Regions from separate parts of the Mus musculus genome. Here region 1 is linked to region 2. A link is a contact called in ENCODE Hi-C or POLR2A ChIA-PET data. All regions are on one chromosome and are shown on one strand. The core of a region is the stretch at or near the end of the contact, and the rest is flanking DNA. Distances in the headings are between cores, read along the strand shown.

What was found. A loop is a pair of places that touch in the nucleus more often than their neighbours do. ChIA-PET counts read pairs that join two places held with the same protein, here RNA polymerase II (POLR2A).
Region 1: a map of heart shows a loop between it and region 2 (2.5-fold over the local background). The contact joins the promoter of Srsf6 here to the promoter of Tox2 in region 2. A Hi-C loop is called at or near these places in 1 of 37 maps with a recorded cell type or tissue (heart). POLR2A ChIA-PET finds 5 or more read pairs at or near these places in 1 of 5 experiments (embryonic stem cell).

The regions. Positions count from the first base shown.
Region 1 is chr2:162,928,881-162,933,416 of GRCm38, forward strand. Srsf6 (serine and arginine-rich splicing factor 6) reads left to right here and starts at 2,628. Exons shown (of 6, transcript NM_026499.4): 1 at 2,628-2,897; 2 at 3,114-3,262. The coding sequence starts at 2,791.
Region 2 is chr2:163,200,934-163,205,516 of GRCm38, forward strand. It overlaps Tox2 (TOX high mobility group box family member 2), which reads left to right and starts at 2,194. Exons shown (of 9, transcript NM_001372575.1): 1 at 2,194-2,329. The coding sequence starts at 2,231.

The DNA of each region.
Region 1 (4,536 bases), core at 1,378-3,877, 270 kb before region 2:
AGACTGAGAGCCCGGCTCTAAATGGATCTCCTGCAGATGTTCTGAAAGTTTTATTTTACCCAGGGATATTTGTTTGAGACAGGGTCTCAGTATGTAGCCCAGGCTGGCTTTGAACTCACAGAGATTCCCCCTGTCTCTGCCTCCCAAGTTCTGGGGGCAATTTGGAGATAAATAAATATATATATTTATCTAAAAGTGTGTATGTGTTTAGAGGTATGTACTTATGTGTGCGGAGGTCCACAAAAGCCAGAGGCATTGGATTCCCCCCTGCAACTAGAGTTATAGGTGTTTGTGAGATACTTGAATTTCATTCTAGGTACCCAGGTCAGGTCTTCGGCAGCAAACCATTGAACCATATCCCCAGCGCCTTGCTCAGTTGACTGATCCTCTTGCCCGGAAGTCTGATCTGCTGGTGTTACAGGTGTGCACCACCGCACCTGGCTCAGAAGATTTTAAATGAGGGTTTGGACTGGCTTGGCACCGTTTACACAAATCTCCCGCAGACAAGCCTCAGAGATCTATCTATCAGACTGATGGCATGGATGGGCCATCAGTCAGATGCTCTGGGCAGAACTTCCCAGAGCAGCCTCTGCTGCATTCCACACAAATACTCTGGGGTGGCTGTGTTAGTTGAGATTTCACATGGTAACAGAATCAGTTGGGGGTGGGAGGGAGATGTGGTGAGCGAACCTGTAGGAACTGGCTCTCATTGATATTGAGGCTCTGGAGTTCCAAACTAGCATGTGCATCAAGTGTGGAGGCCAAGGGTCACCTCAGGTGTCATTCCACAGGAACGGTCAAGCTCCAGAAGCAAGCAGTTTCCCAACAGACCCTTCCCTTCCTTGTTTTTAAGACAATGCCTCAAACTTAGCCAAGGCTAATCTAGAACCCATAGCAGTCCTCCTTCCTCAGCTCCCGGATGCTGAGAACAGGCATCAGATACTGCACCTGACTATCTGGCTTTTCCCTCCCCCAGCCCACTAAAAAAATAAATAGACTCTCATGCTGCGCACTTGTCATTTCAGTTTGTTGCTTTTGCAAAGTACCAAGTTAGGTCGGCAACAGGACTCCCCAGTGCTGCTGATCCAACTAGGAACTTTGGAAGATAAATGATCTCATGGGTTGTCTTGTGTGTGTGTAGAACATGAAAGTAGAAAGGGAACTATGTGAAGGAAACAAGGATAAGGGAAGAGGGGAACAAAATATGGTAATAGGGTAGGAGAATGACAAATACTGGCTTTTTCGTCTCGTGTGGAATCCAGATGTGTGTTTGCTTTTACAAATAATTTTAAAATGTGTTATCATCACACTTAGTTATTTATTGAAGGCATGACACGCATCAGGAGGTCAGAGGACAACTTGCAAGAATTGTTTTTGTTGTTGTTGTTGTTCCTTCTACCGTGTGGGTCTCTAGGATCAAAGTCGGGTCCTCCAGCTTGGCAGCAAGCACCTTTACCGGCTTCAGTCTTCTCACCACTCACAAATAAATTTTAACAAGTTTTTAGAAATTGACAATTTGATAAAACTGTTATGTGTTGACTTCATTCTGTGTTCCATGAATATTTTTAAAAGCTGTCTACATATATATATTTATATTTCTAACTTAAGGACGTTCTCTTCCCTCGAGAATACTATTAACACATCTCCCTGTGTGCTATCAACATTGCCGGTCTGCCCCAGAGGACAGAATCTTCTCTCATTATAGCTGAAAAGCCTGAGGCTGCCCAGATTCTGGGCAGAAAACAAATTCCTAAAGAGCAGGTACTAACTCAATGGCAGTCTTTTCTCTCAGCTTTTATCACACCGTGCTCTGCTTTCGGTTTCCTTACCTCTCTAGCCAAACCTTCGCCGTGCTTTGAATACTCCCAAGGCATGCTCCTTGATAGTCAATTAACTTTACTCCAGGGCAGTGGGGCTGTTTTGTTTAACTCTACAGCATTAGATGTCACCTCCATAAACTCCTAAGTGTGTATTTCTGCTTTATAAATAGTTTGCCTTCGGATCCAACCAGGTTAAGGACAGTATGGATAGGAAAGGGGATAGGGGGTCTTGGAGGACCATGGGGCCCAGCCATGCTCCCTTTGTGAACGGCCGCGGCGAGCGCGGGATTCAGAGCTGTCAGAGCTCCGAGCAGAGGGAGGGATGCCACCCAGACCAGCCACAGCACCTCCCCCGCTGGTCACTAAACCTCGGGGACAGATCCCGAGCCGCTGAGAAACTAAGGAACTGTCCGACTCCCAAGAGCGTGTACTCAACGAAACCAGTGCGAGCTACCCGCTGAAGGGAAAGAGCAACCTCTTTTTTTTTAGTAGACCAATCAGAGACCAAGATGGCCTAGACTGACAGCCCGGACAACCAATGAGAAATAAAACTCGTTCTCCGCGTGCCTGGGCACAAGAACAGTTTATTAGGCACGACTCAAAAGGTCCGGGCCTCGGCTGTTTACGCTGATGGCTGCACAGCGCCAGGGGACATGACAGTAGCGAAATCAACTCCCAGCAAGCACGGCACGCGCCGCGGGCCGCCCCAACACATCCGGAGCGGCCCGCGGCGCGGGAGAGGACGTGCTGCGCGACGACGTCACGCGCTGCGCCGCGCCGCGCCCCGCCCCCGGGCACTTATAGCGTAGGCCGGCGCGCGCGCGCGCACCATTGTGTGGCTGACTCGGCCGCCGCTGCGGTGTGAGGCGCGTGTTCGGGCCTTCGCCGTCCCCGCACCCGCACCGCAGCCCTGCCCCGCGGCCCGCCGCCCCTCCGCCAGCCTCCCGGAGGACACCCGTGGGTCACGGCCATGCCGCGCGTCTACATAGGACGCCTGAGCTACAACGTCCGCGAGAAGGACATCCAGCGCTTTTTCAGCGGCTACGGCCGCCTCCTCGAGATCGACCTCAAAAATGGGTGAGTCGGGTCTGGGAGGCCGCGCCCCGCGGCGGAGAGAGGTCCCCCAAGGACCCGAGGCGGCCAAGGCCGCGGCGCCGCGTGGCAGGGCCTCTAAAATGGCGGCGGCGGCGGCGCCCCGAGCGCGCGCGCGCGGGGGAGGGCGCGGGAGCGCGCGGCGCCGGCTAACGACACGCCCGCCCGCCGGTGCGCGGCTCGCGCTCCGCCCCTCCGCAGGTACGGTTTCGTGGAGTTCGAGGACTCCCGGGATGCCGACGATGCCGTGTACGAGCTCAACAGCAAGGAGCTGTGCGGCGAGCGCGTGATCGTAGAGCACGCCCGGGGCCCGCGCCGCGACCGCGATGGCTACAGCTACGGAAGCCGCAGTGAGTCCTTACCCCCGCGCGCTCCGCGTCCTGGGTACCTGGGGGGGGCGGGGGTTGGGGGCGCAGGGCGGGTGCAGTCACTTGGGTGGGCAGGGTGGGACCTCCCCAGCCCGGGCAGGCGCGGAGGCCGGGGCTTGTCGGCCCTGGGTGTTCCCGGGGCCCCTCTACCTCCACGCATGCCCGGGTAGCCGTGGGACACCGGAGCGCGGGGAATGGGGTCGGGTGGCCGGTTGACTTAAGTTTGGAAGGAGTGGCTTCAGTTGGCCCTCTTTGGCACTGACTTGGGTTCTGCCATTGAAAGCGAGGGCTGGCTGTATTTGTAGTATGCCCCCTTGCTTATCTGTCAGTGCTTGTTAGCATTGAGGAAGTTTCTAGGAAGGCTGGGGTGGAGGTGGGGCAGGGGGCGGGGAAAGGGGAGGAGCTTGAAGTCTAAGTCTTAGGAGCTGGGAGGCTTGATTGGGGGGGGGCAAAGAAAATGCCATTTTAAACTAAGTAATGTGGCATAGTACCACAAAGTAAATCTAAATAAGCTTTATGCTGTATTTGAAATAGTTGGGGCATGTTACTGGGAGGGGGTTGGGGGGATTTTGGTTATGTGAAATGTTTAATGTTGAAATTGTTGCATGTTGAATTCCAACTTTTTAACAAGTCCTTGATGTTTCAATTTGAAAGTGACCAATGGGGCTGAGGCTGTGTCCACTGAGGCTAAGATGACTGCCTTTCCTGATTGGCCTTGGCTTTTCCATACATTGTGTGACCCTTGCCCTATGACCCTTTGGCTGACCTTACCGGAAGCCATGACGACAGCAGCCTTTTGCCATTAGACGCAGGGTGATGGTGAGGATTCCAAGGGTTAGACAAAACTGGTTAATCTGAACTAGGTGACTGTTACCTTGCGTGTTTTGTGGCCAAACCACCACCAAAAACCTCACACTGTGATGTAAGTACTTAGTGTAACTAGTAAACATTTTTGTAAAATGTAGAAATGCATGTAATCAGTTAAGTTTTATATTTTACAATGTTCTGTAAAATAAAACTTAGCGAGGTAAATTGAATAAAGGAGCAGTCACTCTCTAACAGATTGTAGGAGAGGTTTAGTTGGATTTAGTCTATTTGACTTGCCCTTAATTTAATTTGTGGCAAATCACAAATGTATCGAGGGTTTAGCAGTATAATAGCAAAGTCCTACTCCAGTAATAAACGTTGCTATGTTTGTACTAACTTTCAAAAACATGCATGCCTGTCATTGCAACGCATCTAATTACTCCCTTCAT
Region 2 (4,583 bases), core at 944-3,443:
CTAGGCCTATATGGTTGAGAAACAACCTCAAAATTTTGTAGCTTAAAATAATATGCACTTATTATCGGTCATGGCAACTGAATATCTTGTCTATCTATTTACCAATAATCTGTCTATTTATCGAGACAGGGTCTTCCTATGTAGCCCTGGTGGTCTTGGGACTCACTATGTAGATCAGGCTGGACTTGAACTCACAGAGATTCTGCCTGTGTCTTCAATCCAAGTGCTAAACATTTTGGATTCAAGAAAGACCATAATCTTTTCAGGGCTTCTCTGATGATTCCAGCCCTCCTACATGGTAGCTTACAGCTCCAAACAAGAGCCTGCTGAGAAGTCAAGCAGGTGAGACTGTGTTAGCTTTAATGAACTAGCCTCAGAAGTCATGGTATTTACTAAGAACCACTCGCCAAAATCAGCCTTTCTAAGAGGGAGGCATTAGACTCTACTCCTAGGGAGGAGTGTCAAAGGATTTGTGGAGGTGTTAGAAAGCCTTGACCATCATATTAACAAACAAAATAAATAATTGATAATAGCATAAAAATGACAAAAAAAAACCCAGTTGTAAATCTAATAAAAGATGTGCCAGGTTTTCGCATACGAACATGGCTGAGAGAACTTGTAAAGAAACCCTAAGTGGGTGTACCATGTTCATGGATAAAATTAATGCACAGAGAAAACACCCTCTTCATCCGAATTGGGATAAAGATTCGATGTGAGAACAATGACAATCCCAGCTGATTTTTATTAAGGCACCAAGGCCAATTGCCAAGGTAGTCTTAAAGAACAAAATGTGTGTGGACTTATTCTATGGGACATTAAGATTTATTACAAAGCTGAAGTAGTCCAGTGGGCTAATGGCACAAGGAGAGAAAAGTAAACAGGACAGACAGACAGCACAGAAGCCATCCACGTGCACATGAAATACTCAATTCAATGCAGAGAAGTGTGTGTGTGTGTGTGTGTGTTTCAGTGACTATTGCTAGGTTAGTTGGGTAGCCAGATCTGGGAGAGACAGGGGGGGTGGGGGGGGGGAGGAGAGAGGCTTGTCGGAAATTCCTTTTTGATAAGGCTGAGCCTGGTGTTTCTAGAAACAATGACTGACGTTTATTTAGAAGCTCTTTCCTTTCTGGGTTGTAATTTCCCTCTGTTGTTCTCCAGCCTTCGCTGGAAGACCAGTTCCCACACTGCTCTTGAGGTGCCTGGATTTCATGGTTGCTGCGGTCCTCGCTCCCGGCCAGGAAGCAAGTCCAAGAAGCAGTTATGGAGCCTGAGCTAGTTTCAAGCTGTCTCCTAAGTGGGCAAGAGGCTCACGCTCTTTTCTCCAGTTGTTCTTCCCAGGCAGGCTTCGAAAGTATTCCAGAACCTGGAACCCAGGAACTGGATGGGGGTGGGGTGAGCAGCAGACAGCCCCTGATGGTTCTTCCAGCTAGCAAGTGTCTGTGGAACAAGGGTGCTGTTACAGATGGACGGACGACAAGGGGCAGATTCACACTGCTTCTCTGGGGTTCCGAAAAGCTCTGGATGGTGGCTAAGTGTACGCTAAGTGTACGGGGCTTCTGAGCCTTCCCGTCCTTACCAGTAAGGGGGAGGGGACTTTCCACAGTCTTCATCCAAGCGCTTTCACTTCTGCATGCTCTCCCTTTCTGGTGCCTCGATTTCCTCATATATAAAATAAACCTTTATGCACGTTGCCCCCTCCCCCCGTCCCTCTCTGAATAACTCAGATGAGCTTGAGGTGTGTGTGTTGGGAGGCAGGGAACTATTCTAAGACCCATGTAAGGCAAAAGGTAAGATAGTGCCCATCTCCAAATGGATGCTCCTTCAACCACTTCCTACTTGCCCTGCAAGCAGGGTGGGGATTGACACTGTCCCCAATATTTGGGGCTGGGAATGTCCCATTTCTGGACAGGGGTGGCCTAGAGATTTCTCTCTTCTTGGTGACAAAAGGCGGGACAGGAACGGTCCACTTGGACTGGCAACTAACTCTAGGGGCGGAGGGTTGGGCGGAGACCAAGGCGACCAGGGGGCCCCCCTTGCCCTCGGCGGCTCCCGAGGCCGGAACAATAGCGCTTGCGGGCGGGGCGGGGGAGGGCGTGGCGGGAGGGCGTAGCTCCCCTCCGGGCACCGCCCCCGGCCCGCCCCCCGCGCTCGCACACGGGCTCGCATAGGGCTCCCACGGCTGCCCGCCCAGGCACTGCCCGCGGGAGCCGCCGCCGCCGCCGCGCCCGCCATGGACGTCCGCCTGTATCCCTCGGCGCCCGCGGTAGGTGCGCGGCCCGGGGCCGAGCCGGCCGGCCTGGCACACCTGGACTACTACCACTGCGGCAAGGTAGGCGGCAAGGTAGGCTGGGGGCCCGAGTGTCCCGGGCTGGAGCGTGGGGGGCAGGAGTAATCTCGTGGCTGCGGACGTAGGCACTCTGGGGGCGCACACGGGGACACGCACACAACATCTTGGACGACGGGCACGTGCCACTCACACCGCTACCCTCGCGGTCGGTCACACATGCTGGGAGTTGTAGATCACGGGCAGAAGTCAGCCCGACAGCTTCCCGTAAGACGACACAGTGACACACTCACCCACGCTTCGCATTCATTCACAAGCCGACGCGCAGCGACTCTCTGTCACCCAGCCAGGCGGCACCACACACAGCCTTCGCCGTCCCACATAAGTCACGGTGCCAGTCATTTATCCTCAACCACACGCAGCCACTCGCCCACGCACAGGGCTACGATAACATACAAGTCACCTCATCTATCTACACTCATACACAACGCTTCCACACAGGTTCGCAGCTGCTGTCACATCCAGTGGCAACGGGGGACAGTCACACAAAGAAGTAGCTCCGACAGTCACAGCTCAGACTCACAATGACCCACAAGTGTACACGTTCGGTCACGCAGATCCATCCCCTGGAGGAGAAGCCCCAGCTACAAATCGCCCTGACGGCCACCTAGTCACACCCGGACACACCCAGGGACAGTCACAGGCTCCAGCACCCTCCACTGCTCGCCCCCACCCCTCGGTTGTCCACACTCGCGCGTCGGGGTTTTAACTTCTCGGCGCTGAGCATTAATTGGGCCGTTTACTAATTGGCCGTCACTACCCCGTGGCGCCTCTGATTTTATGCCGGTGTCGTCCAATCAAGGCCTATCCCTTCCCTGGATTGGGGAGCTAGCGTCCCTCCAGGCTGGAGCCGCAGCGAGGAGGTACACTCTCGCTCCCCGTCCCCACCATTTTTCTAGGTTCTCTGTGCTCAACTCCAGCCAGGGCCCCACAGCGCGGCGCCCCCGGGAGGTAGTGCCTGGATCCCAGGACCAGGGGCATCGGACCCCAGCTCCCCTTTGAGCTCAGCGGGCACGGTCAGGGGCAGCGGCGCTGTCTGAGTCCCCTTCCCTCGCAGGGAAGGGAACTTTGAAACTTAGTTCGGACGCCAGACGGTCGGTGCGTCCCCGGGTCTGTGCGTCGGTCGGGGTCAGGCTGGAGCCGAGCGCGGCTTTTCGTCACTCGGAGCCCGGATTGAACAGCGCGCGTGGGTCTCCGGGCGGTCGGGACGTAGACGCGCGGGCTCCGCGGCGCTGCGTGGTGAGTGCGCGTCGGGTGGCTGGATCCATGACCCTCTGGGGGTCTGTCCCTTCCCTACAGGCTGTCCGCGCAGCCCCTGGCTGCGGGGATGTTGTCGGGATGCTGCAGCAGCCGAGCGTCCGGCCGATCGCTGGGCCTCCGGGGCTGGGCCTCTCTGCAAGTGCATCCTCAGGCCCTAAGGGAGCGGCTGCGGCCGGGAGCCCTCTGCAGTTCGCCCTGGTCCGGGCGGCGCGGGCCACGCAGGCCGGGGCGTCCCGGGGCGGAGGTGGGCGGCGCGCATCTCTCGGAGTGGGGGGGGGGGGGGGGAAGAGCAGATTATCTTTTGTGCGCTGATCCGCAAAGTTGGAAGCCTGAGAGGGGGGATGGTGCCTTAGAGAGAAGGCGGGTTCCGGAGTCGCTTCCAGTGTGGTGGTGGGAAAATGGATTAAAACCAGCAAGTGGAGTTTTACCAGAAGCTGAAGGATGGGGCGGCAGGTCATCTTCTGCCCTTGGCTTTGTTTAAAATATCGAATGGGCAAAACGGGGTTCACCCTCTGGTTTGGTGGCCGCGGTGGAGATTGGGGATTTATGCCTTAAAGTCTGGGTACCCAGGCTGGGGGCGGGGCAGGGTAGCTGGAAGAGGTCTTTGGGAAGTGATGTATCTGCAAGCGCCACCAGAGTGGGGCCTGTCTCCCGCCGCCGCCTTTGGGAAGTAGGACGCTGCCGACCCCCACCCCCCAACCCCAAACCCCCACCCCCATCCCCGCTACCGCCACCTCTTTATTCGGAAGCTCTAGAAACCTCTGACTCAGCACCAGAACCTCCGAGGTTGCAACCTGCTGGGAAGGGCACAGAAGTGGAGGGTGGAGATTTTGGTTTCTATCTGTGCACTAAGACCCTGGCCTGCAGCTGAGGAAGTTTTGAGGATAGTGGGGTGGGAAAAGCCACCAGAATGCTGGAAAGGAAGGTGCAGAGCATGGGTTTAGATGTGAGACCCGCAGGTTCAGCCCTTCAGGCTGGG